Linked DNA regions of Homo sapiens: region 1 is linked to region 2. Evidence: read pairs that join two places in POLR2A ChIA-PET (ENCODE). Cell type or tissue: PC-9. All regions are shown on one strand. Links, peaks and the distances in the headings refer to the core of each region. The heading gives the core; the rest is flanking DNA. Region 1 overlaps PRKCA (protein kinase C alpha). Region 2 overlaps PRKCA (protein kinase C alpha).

Region 1 (5,373 bases), core at 284-5,283, 85 kb before region 2:
TGTTAACTTGTCCCTGTGTGGGTGGCTTTTGAATGTGGTTCCTTGATGTGGTTTGGCCCTGTGTCTGCACCCAAATCTCATCTTGTAGTTCCCCTAATCCCCATGTGTTGTGGGAGGGACCTGGTGGGAGGTAACTGAGTCATGGGGGCAGTTACCTCCATGCTGTTCTTGTGATAGTGAGTGAGTTCTCACAAGATCTGATGGCTTTATAAGGGGCTTTTCCCTGCTTTACTCTGCACTTCTCCTTGCTGCCGCCATGTGAAGATTCCACCATGATTGTAAGTTTCCTGAGGCATCCCTAGACATGCTGAACTCTGAGCCAATTAAACCTTTTTCCTTGATAAATTACCCAGTCTCAGGTATGTCTTTATTAGCAGTGTAAGAACGGATGAATACATATGCCTCCAGTGTGGTCTGTTCTTTAAAGGCCAAGGCTGTATCTGTTTAACTCGATTTGACATCATCCTGGTGGCCATTTTACCTCCTAGATCCCTAACCTCCAACTGAACTAAACACGCAGACATTCCAGATGGGATTTAAAAGGTGGCAGAGGTGGGGGAAGGGACTGGGCAGGGACCTTCGGCTTGCTCTGTCCTGCTGCTCACTTTCTTGGGCAATCTTTAGTGAGTTTTTATATTCAGTCTGGAAAACAAAGGAGTTGGCTGGACAGGGAAATCTCTAAGATTCTTTCTACTGTGAACAGAAGCTGCTTCCTAATCCATTTTCATAGCACATGATTATGCCTTCGTTTTCATGGTATCACCAAAGTCTACGTTACTAGTCTGGGTACTAGATAGTTAAGGGTCCTTCATATAGTCCTTTGTCCTGGAAATAATCTCTAAATTTGTGTGTGGGGGGGGGATTCAAAGGGTTCCCTGGAGAGGCATGGAGAGTTACGACTACTCTTTCTCCTAGAAGGTAAGATACAAAATTCTACATATCATTTATCTGACAGACAAAGAGTCAGATTTTGGGGAAGGCATTTTTGCAAAGAATGAAGATACAGGAATACTTATATAGCCCTTTATATAACATCTGTTGAAATTTGGAGCCATAATGAGGTGATTCTCCCTTCCTTGGGTAGTAGGAAATGAGGAAAGCAAGATCTTTCTTTGGAAATCAACAAACTACTGGATTCATCAATATTGGATCAGAGCAGAGCTTCTCAAAGTCCCCTGAAGGAGAGAGGGTTCTGAGAGGTACTAGGCTTGTAGGACCAGCTTGTGTCCAGTATGAATATGTTCAAATGAGCAGCGAGAAAGCAGAGGCTCCAGGCAAATGTCAGCAGAGCCTATGACACAGGTCCAAGGAGCGGCATCTAAGCATTTGACTTCAAGTGCTTCTGGCCCCAGCAGCACAGCAGCCGCCTCTAACTTGAGATGAATGTTAAACCTTAGTCTGCTGCCATCCAACATTTATCACATCCCCTTGTTATAATTCTATGTTTGCTAGGCAGCATTCTGAGTCCCCTCAGGTTTGTCTGTAGGGGAGAAGGCACTCCCAAAGCGGATTTCTGCTCTATGTAGTCTATGTGATGGTGCTTAATTTGACAAATCAATAAAATGGGTTCATTATGCCTTGCCTGGTATCTTCTCTACACTGATTGCTCTCATCAAGTCACATGGTCAACTTTATTGTTCTCTGTAAATTCATAAACTGGCATCCTGATGGACTGCCCAGTCAGGACTACATTGGAATTGGTCTCTAGGGGCCTGGTCATCCCAAGAGTGAACCTGGGGGCCTTCAACAGGAAAGGCCAAAATGAGCTACACGCCACTCCTCTGTCTTCAGATGCTATTGCCTTTCCTAATGTGTGTGCTTTTCTGGATAAAGAAGAACTCTAGTTTTAATAAATTCCCTCCAACACCATCCCAAACATATAGACACTTGTATGTTTTTAAGTAAATCTAACATACCGCAAGGCTAGGAGCAAAAATACCCATAGCTGCAGGTCTCAAATGTTAGGTGCCTAAGAACCACCTTGGAGAACTCACTAACAATAGAATTTACTTGCAGGCTCTGCGCTTGTTCTTAGAGAATCTGATTCAGGAAGCCTGGGGTGGGGAAGTACTCTACCCCACTCCAGGTAGACCAGCAGCACACTTTGAGAAATCCGGCATGGAGGAGTGAGTGCTTAGCAGGTCTACTCAGGTGACTTTAATGAGCCATGGGAGGTACTTGGACCCCCTCTTGCCACTCCTACACTCAGCCCCAAGCCCAGCGATGCTCCCTTCTCAGGGCATCTCCACTGTGCAGGGTGTTGGGAGGATGGTTCTGAATGAACACTCATGCAGGTGACTCAGCGTATACCAGAAAACCTTTTGGTCATGTTCTCATGGAAACTCTCAGGACACAGATAAAAATGTTCTGCCTAGATTCAAGTTCTAGCTCCACCTTGTCACCTGGCAAGTTCCTGAAATCCTCTATGCCTCCATTTAAATGAAGGTAAGAGTTTCATGCAATAGGAACCGTTTAAGTATTAAAAAAGATTATACAAGTAAAACCCTTGGCATAGTGCTTGGCACAAAATAAGCACTTAATAACTCTTAACTTCTGTAATTATCAGTATCATCCAGAAAAAACCCTCCAGTGTTATTCGGACACACACTGAGAACATGCTGGGTCCCAGGCACCATGAGTTCGGGGATTCTGCAATGAATAAGACCCATAAAAATCCTGGGTTCATGGAACCAGCACTTCAGTGGGGATACAATTTTCTGCTTTCAGGGTTGGCATATAAAACTGCAATGAGCCGGGCACAGTGGCTCACACCTGTAATCCCATCACTTTGGTAGACTGGGGTGGGAAGATTGCTTGAGGCCAGGAGTGTGAGACCAGCCTGGTAATGTGGTCAGACCCTATCTGTACAAACATTTAAAAAATTATCTGGGTGTGGTAGTCCCAGCTACAGGGGCTGAGGCAGAAGAATCACTTGAGCCCGGCAGCTCATCATGGCTGCGGTGAGCTATGATCGCAACACTGCCCTCCAGCCTGAGTGAAACAGCAAGACATTGCCAAAAAAAAAAAAAAAAAAAAAAAAAACCAAAGCAAAACAAAAACCCCAAAGAAACAAGAAATTGAGATGAATCTCTCTTCATCATGAGATGACGAATCTCTCTTCTTTGATGATGTCAAGGCTAAGAGATTTTCACCTGGCAATACCTCTTATCATCTCAATCACTGTTTAAAACAAAAAAACCCTCTGGACATTCTCATTACCTTTGGGTTCTCTGACTGGGCCCATGAATTTCTCTTGTTCTTGATGATTCCTGGTACTAAACCAAATGCACAGCCTCACAGGCCCTGGGGGCAGGAAATGATGGGGTGGCCTTGGGACGCAGCTCCTGGGCTCAGGGCAGGCAGGGCAGCCCAGGCCACAGGACTTGGTGGTCTTTGGGCCTTGGGCTTCGCTGAGTGGGCCTCTGAACCACATATTCACTCAGAAGAAACTGCTCAAAGCGGAGGCTCTGCCATCCTGCCTCCCAAACCACCAATCCCAGGGCATCAAAACACTCCAAAGACGGTTGGGCGCGGTGGCTCACACCTAGAAACCCGGCACTTTGGGAGCCCGAGGCGGGTGGATCACTTGAGGCCAGGAGTTCGAGACCTGCCCGGCCAACATGGCGAAACCCTATCTCTACTAAAAATACAAAAATTAGCAGGGCGTGGTGGCATGTGCCTGTAGTTCCAGCTACTCAGGAGGCTGAGCCACGAGAATCACTTGAACCTGGGAGGCAGAGGTTGCAGTGAGTCAAGATCACGCCACTGAACTCCAGCCTGGGTGACTGAGTGAGACCCTGTCTCAAAAAAAAAAAAACCCCAAAATCAAACAAACCAAACAACAACAACAAAAAACACTCCAAAGAGAAAGAGCTACCACAACACAGTGATCAGTGAGTTTGCTAAAAGGAGAAAGGGAGGGCCGGGGAAGGTGTCACTATTCAGTCCTGCCTGGCACAAGAAAATTGCTCCATTTGTATTTCTAGTGGCATAATTAATATCCCCCATCCTCCCTCCCCCAACAAAGCTGATATCATGCTTCTTTTCTTAGAGAACAAGGTGATGATACCAGAGACAAAACACAGTGAGAGCTAGAACTTCGTCTGGCTAACCTGCCTCCATGAAGTCATTCCCTTTATATCAAGACAAGTTAAGCCTGAGGAACTAGCGAGGGCAGCGGATGGCCCCTCCAGCCCCTCCCTCATCTTTCCCCTCGGTCTGATTATTTCCTCTTCATCTGTGCTTAAAATAGACTAAACCGAACTGAAATAACCCAGGAGATTAAATTAAATTAAGTCAGGCCTGGCTCCCAGGCAGCTGCTAATAAAATTATAAGCATTCACATCAGTGTGGCAAACAAAGACAAAAATATTTATTGGTTCCTCCCAACCCCTCGCCTGAAGTAGCTGAATCACCCTAAGAGACGACGTCCAGTGACACCAACCTTCTTTCTAGCACCTTTATCTGAGGGACAAGGCGCATGAACCTTTGAGGCTGGAGAGGAGCAGGAAGCTGTTCTTGTTTGTGCCCGAGGGAGCCCTGTCTTCCAGTGGGCTTTGCTCGGCTTCCTTGCCTGGAAGGCCCTGGCTGAGCATGAGGCATAATTCCTGATTAGGAGGCAACTGTCCACCGGCAAGGGTATCCTTCCTCCATCCGCCAGCAGAAGAGGGATCTGCTATCCCATTACAGAACTGTTCCCAACACCTGCAGAATCGACGACTTTCCCATACACTTGTTCCCCACAAATGGGCTCAGAGCTGATTCTCTGAGAAATGTACTTATCAGGAGCTACTAGGAGTTCATGAGCACAAGAGACTATCAGTATCTGTCTCTGGAACACTACGGTGTTTGGAGAGAGAGATAAAACAGGAGTAAACTTTATTCTTTCCAGCCTTGCTGTTATACCATTGCTGTCTTTAATCTGAGAGTATAAAGCAGAAGATAAACATTAATTACAGGTATGATGCCAGGCCTACGAGATTTTCACCTGGAAAAGCCTCTTATCTCGACCACAATCAAAATCAAACCAAAACAAAATCAAACAAGAACCTGGACACATTCTCACTAGCTTTGAGATCTCTCTCTGGGCCAGTCCGTCAACACCTTAGACTACCACAAGTCAACCACATGCACCAAAACTAAAGAGAGACTAAATTGATACAGAAAAGAAATGACTGGGGGCCGAGTATCTTGGATGTAAAACTTTTCATTCCATGAAATAACTAAGATGACCCCCAAACCACGGATGTCTCAAGCTGCTTGGGTGCCGCTGAGCCATGGCGCTAAAGCCATCACTGAATTGGCAAAACTGTCAGTAGAAAGGGAAATTAAACAGGAAGACAGCCAATGTTGTAGAGCCCATGAGTCAAGGTC
Region 2 (5,373 bases), core at 107-5,106:
GTGAAGGTACAGCTCACATCCTGGTGGCCACTAGGGGAATGGAAAACTACACAAACTACAGGCCTAGAATCCTGTGTTAGTCTGCTCTCACGCTGCTAATAAAGACATACCCAAGATGGGGCAATGTATAAAGGAAAGAGGTTTAATGGACTCACAGTTCCACAAGGCTGGGGAGGCCTCACAATCATGGTGGAAGGCAAATGAGGAGCAAAGTCACATCTTACATGGCGGCAGGCAAGAGAGCTTGTGCAGGGGAACTCCCATTTATAAAACCATCAGTTCTCATGAGACTTATCCACTACCATGAGAACAGCATGGGGGGAACCGCCCCCATGATTCCATTATCTCCACCTGGCACCACCCTTGACACATGGGGATTATTACAATTCAAGGTGAGATTTGGGTGGGGACACAGCCACACTATATCAAATCCCAAATCCAAAAATCTGAATCTAAAACACATCTGGTTCCAGGCATTTTGGATAAGGATATTCCACCTGTAGCACAGAAGTCCTTGAGTTGCGGTAGTTAATACAGAAGTATCCCTCTTAGCCAAGAATGCCTACAGCCATTTCCATGGGAAGAGGAGAAACAGCAATTACTATACACGACGCAAATGCTGGCCATAGTGTATACAAGACCTCAGTAGAGAGGATGTCATGACAAAGAGTGATATTCAAAATATTTAACAACTGCCACAGCCTGGACACTGACCAACTAGGATCCTCCGTGACTCTTCAGATGGGGTTCTGTTCACAAATAACTAGCATGGCTCTCCTGGGGCTAATGGCTAAATGTCCTTCCTTTTATCCCCATCCCATAGAAGATGAAACAGACCCAGAGAAGTTAAAACTTGCCCAAAGAGACACGGCAAAAGGACAGTGCCAGGGTTTCCATGTTTTATTAAACCATGTTGCCCATATTTACTAAGAAAATGTTCTCAGCTCATCCTGAGAATTTAGATCAGTGTTTAAAAACTTCAGAAAGATGGCCGGGCACGGTGGCTCATGCCTGTAATCCCAGCACTTTGGGAGGCTGAGGCGGGCAGATCACGAGGTTAGGAGATTGAGACCATCCTGGCTAAAACGGTGAAACCCTATCTCTATTAAAAATACAAAAAATTAGCCAGGCGTGGTGGCGGGTGCCTGTAGTCCCAGCTACATGGGAGGCTGAGGCAGGAGAATGGCATGAACCCAGGAGGCAGAGGGTGCAGTGAGCCAAGATTGTGCCACTGCACTCCAGCCTGGGGGACAGAGAGAGACTCTGTCTCAAAAACAAAAAACAAAAAAGAAAAAACAAAACACTTCAGAAAGATTCCCTCTCAAATATGGTTCAAGTTTAAAAAGTTGGAAGAATAATATTTTGTGACAAGTGAAAATTATGTGAACTTCCTATTTGAATGTCCACAAATGGAGCTTTTTTGGAGCACAGCCAGCCTCATTTGTGCATATATTGTCCAAGACAGCTTTTGCATCCCAAGAGCAGAATTGAGTGGTTGCAACGAAGACCATATGCGCCTGCAAAGCCAAAAATATTTACTAGCTGGCCCTTGGCTGAGAAAGTTTGCTTTCTCAACTGATCTAGAACATTTACTTAGGAGGATCACTCTTTCTCTGGTGATAAAAAATAAACAAGGCACTAATGCACTCATAAAACAATTTATAAACAACACAGTCATTTTAATTACTGCTGAATCCTAACAAGTGGCTCTGTGCCAAGCATGGTTTGACCCCGGATGGGTAACCTTCCTGTCATGAGACTGTGAGACTGTCTTTCCACTTGTGTTATCTCTATAATTTCTAGGAACATGGGATAAATCGAGCATGGGGGGGGGCAACAAATCTCATCTTAAACCTACATCCTCTCTACACATTGTATGATCCCATTGGTAGAAAGCCCAAAAAACAGGCAAAATTAATCCAGGCTGTTAGAAGCGATGACAAAGGTTACCTTCACGAGGAGTGCAGTAAACAGAAGGGAAGCAAGAAGGGCGCAGGGTGGCGTCATGTTCTGTTTCCTGATCTGGGTGCAAATCCGGGCATGTTTTGATCATAAGTGTGTTTAGTTGGCGAAAACCCACTTTACCGCACACTGACAATATTGCACTTTTCATGAAGTATGCATGTTTAAATGTCAGTAAAGTTTATATAAAAACACGGACAACTTTCTTATGTTTAGCTACGGGGAAGCTGATGTGTTTGTCCTTGGATTGCTGAGATGCTAAGAATGCGTGGAACCCTGGAGGCGGAGCCCAAACATGGCTCAGTGTCTCATGTGGGACCACGTGGCTCTCAGGCCTATATGGAGAGCCAAGAGGGGCAGCCTGTTCCCATCCCAGCCAGCCCCCAGTGCCAGCCCTGTCAGCTTTCCAAAGCACTGCAAAATCCCAGGGTCTCTGAGATCTGAGTAAGGAATGCTGCAGCACCAGCAGGTCGTGCACAGATTGGCCTGCTGAAAGCGACCTCTTGACTCCCTAAGAATGTGGAGCTAGGGGAGTAATGCTGGTCACTCAGGCTAATAAGGAAATGGAAATTTTAGCTTGAATAACAGACCACTAGTACTCCATGAGTAAAGTATCAGCCACAGGCAGCTTACACTGTGAAAGTCACATCAGAGTTATGAACTTGAAAAGTTAAATTACCCAATGAAACATCTTGCTTCTTAGCTTTGTAACTATTTTCCCTCCATTCCTTTCATTTATTTGTGGAAAGCCGCCTGTGCATGAGGAACCCTGAGAGATGCCGAGACATCTCCCCTGATCTTGAGGATCTCCGGCGCAGAGAAAGAGAGTGAGCCGAGGAGAGAGAGTGACACCTGCACCAGGTCTTGAAGGGCAAGGAGAAAGCACCAAGTGAAAGAAGGAGGGAAGTCCAACCCCCGATTTTTTTTTTAACCTTCGGTGTATAATTCCTCTCTCTGCCTCCTTCCCTTGCCTCTCCTTCAATCCACTGTCCTCCCAACCAAGTCTGATCACATAAAAATCCAAATTTCATCACTCACTTCCTAAACCATCTCCATGGCCCTGCCTCTGCCTTCCAGCCTTAGCTCCCTGGTTTCAGTTCCAGTCACAAAGGCCTCTTTCAAGGTCCCAGCAAGATGCTGCAGTGACTGCAGCTTGATCCCGGGACCCAGACTACCTGGGTCCAAATCCCACCACCCTACCAGCCACGTGAGCTCAGGCATGCCCACTGGCCTCTCTGTGCCTCAGTTTTCACATGTGTGCAGTGGGGATGGTAAAAGCACCTTTCTTGCAGTGTCGTATGAGGACGTGATGAGGTAACACAGACCCGTGCCTGACACGGTAAACCCTTGGTAAGCGTGACCTCTGACCCCTACCCACTGCTACCGTCATCCTCATTTTCCCATCACGACTTTCACACATCTTGATCGCAGGTTCCGGAAACATCTTTCTTCAGGCTCTTTCTCCACCTATTTCCTACCCAAATTCCAGCTTACACATCACACCACAGGAAGGCCATCCTTGACCCTGGTCTGCTTCCTTCCTGCCACTTCACAGCTCTTGTCACAAAGGGTAATTACGTAATTATGGTCGTGATGACTAGCTTGATGTCTGTCTTCCCTACTACTCTGTCTGTTCAATGGGGGGCAAAGCCACTTCTCTTGCTCTCTGCTGTGTGCCAGCGCCACAGCAGGGGCTGACTGTGTACTGACTAGGGAACGCACATGTGCACATGCTCCGAGCAGAAAGCAGCAGCCACCACAGATGCAGGGAGCCCCAAGAGGCCACAGCCTGCACAGAAGCACAAGTAGCCTCTTGCAAGTGCAGAGGTGAGAAGCAACGGTGGGGCCAGAGAGCACTCTCAGAGTCAGTTCACAGAGGCCTGCCTGGCGAGCTGCGCGGGGAGCCACCCACAGGTCGAAACAGATGAGTGTCGGCATGGGGACGTGATCCACAGTGCAAGGGGGCCCGAGGACGGCTGGGAGGAGGCACAAGACCAGAGAGACAGGCGGTCAGTTAGGACACTATCACGACAGTCACAGATCTGGATGAAGAGGACAGGAACCACAGGCCCAGGATGCAGAGGTGGGCCCTGATGTCTTCTACACTAAAGGGTGTGGAAGACAAACATGGGCATCCAAGACAGGGCTACTTCTTTAGAATGACTTGGCAGGGAGATGGGTTTACTTTCTTATTTATACATCACTCAGAGGAGGGGGTGGTTTGTGCAAACCAAACCAAACCAGCCCCAGGTACATTCATGGCCTTATACATGTTTTGCTCTTGTTGACCAGATGGTTTTAAGGCTTGCTGAGACCACCTCGTCTAGAAGGTGCACTGCTTGAACCATTGTAATTTTCAGGTGGTGAATATGAACAGAAAGACTCCCTCATGCTGCATTCCCCTTCCACTTTATCCTTCGCCAAGGACTTCAGGCTCCCTGGAGCTGAAGGGTTTCCAAGGACAAACAAACCCATGTGGACAAACCCATGGGGACATGACCATGTGCGGAAGCCTGGACCGACTTGCTGGGCTCTACCTGCTGCAGGTGAGGCGTCTTTCCAGAGTGCTGGCCTAGGTGGATGCCCCGACCCTGGGACAGACGAGATGAAAGGCAAATATCAAAGGGAGACAATGAGGGCTGTTTTGTTTTGTTTTGTTTTGTTTTAAATTCAGTCTCTCGTTAGCTGGCTGAGGAAGGGAAACACAGCTTCTGAATTTGGCATTTCAAAGGGGGCTGAGGAGGAGTTGCAGGAGAAAGGTTAAAGAAAGAGCTCACGGGGTGGAGGGGGCGCATGACACAAACCCTGCACTCTGGCTGGTCCATGGCACAGAGCAGGTGTGCGGCAGCTTCTGAGGGGGTGGCAGGGTGACAGGGGTCGGAAGCTAAGCATGCAGGATTGAAAACGATGACTTATGCAGCATCTGGGAACAGGCTAGGGCAGCACCCCACTCCCTACCCCCCACTACCCCGTCCTCACTCCAGTGTCATTCTCTGATCTAAGGATAAATGTGGCAGGGACTTCTGGCTAAGGTGAAGTATAAACTCATGCTGTGGACCTCTCCTTTAGCTCTAAATACATGGACGCAATAAAAAAGAAAAGAAGGAAATGTATTTTTAAAAAGATATAGTTCACTTCCATATAAACTACGCACCTCCCTGGGCTAGAAACAGAGCAGATCTCCAAGACGTAACCAGAGCCGAAGTGCAGGCTGGCTGAGCTCTAGGTCTGAAGCAGGCCAGGGGCTGAGCTATTTCATGGCCTGCAGAAAAAGAGACTAAAAGTGGACTGAGTCAGGAGAGCCAGAAGTCAGGGTGGCATCCTGGCTGCTATGGAGGACTCATCTCAAGGGACTCCCTTGCCCAGGCTGCAGTCCACATCCCACATTGCTCAGAATCACCATCTGCTTAT

The links. ChIA-PET counts read pairs that join two places held together with the same protein. Peaks named below come from ENCODE experiments on the same cell type or tissue, not always from the same donor. Only the 100,000 strongest peaks of a DNase experiment are listed, where the experiment ranks them.
Region 1: POLR2A ChIA-PET joins it to region 2 with 8 read pairs; 3 of 35 experiments call an interaction of 5 or more read pairs at or near these places.

Annotation. Positions count from the first base shown.
Region 1 is chr17:66,662,317-66,667,689 of GRCh38, reverse strand. All of the region lies in intron 5 of PRKCA (protein kinase C alpha), which reads right to left. Among named protein-coding and RNA genes, the nearest start is that of MIR634, 120 kb to the left of the region's middle. In PC-9, for the core only: no CTCF peak of the experiment used is centred there; no DNase peak of the experiment used is centred there; H3K27ac peaks cover 30 bases.
Region 2 is chr17:66,577,391-66,582,763 of GRCh38, reverse strand. All of the region lies in intron 3 of PRKCA (protein kinase C alpha), which reads right to left. Among named protein-coding and RNA genes, the nearest start is that of PRKCA-AS1, 160 kb to the right of the region's middle. RefSeq lists an enhancer at 4,244-5,204. In PC-9, for the core only: no CTCF peak of the experiment used is centred there; a DNase peak (open chromatin) is centred at 2,503; H3K27ac peaks cover 451 bases.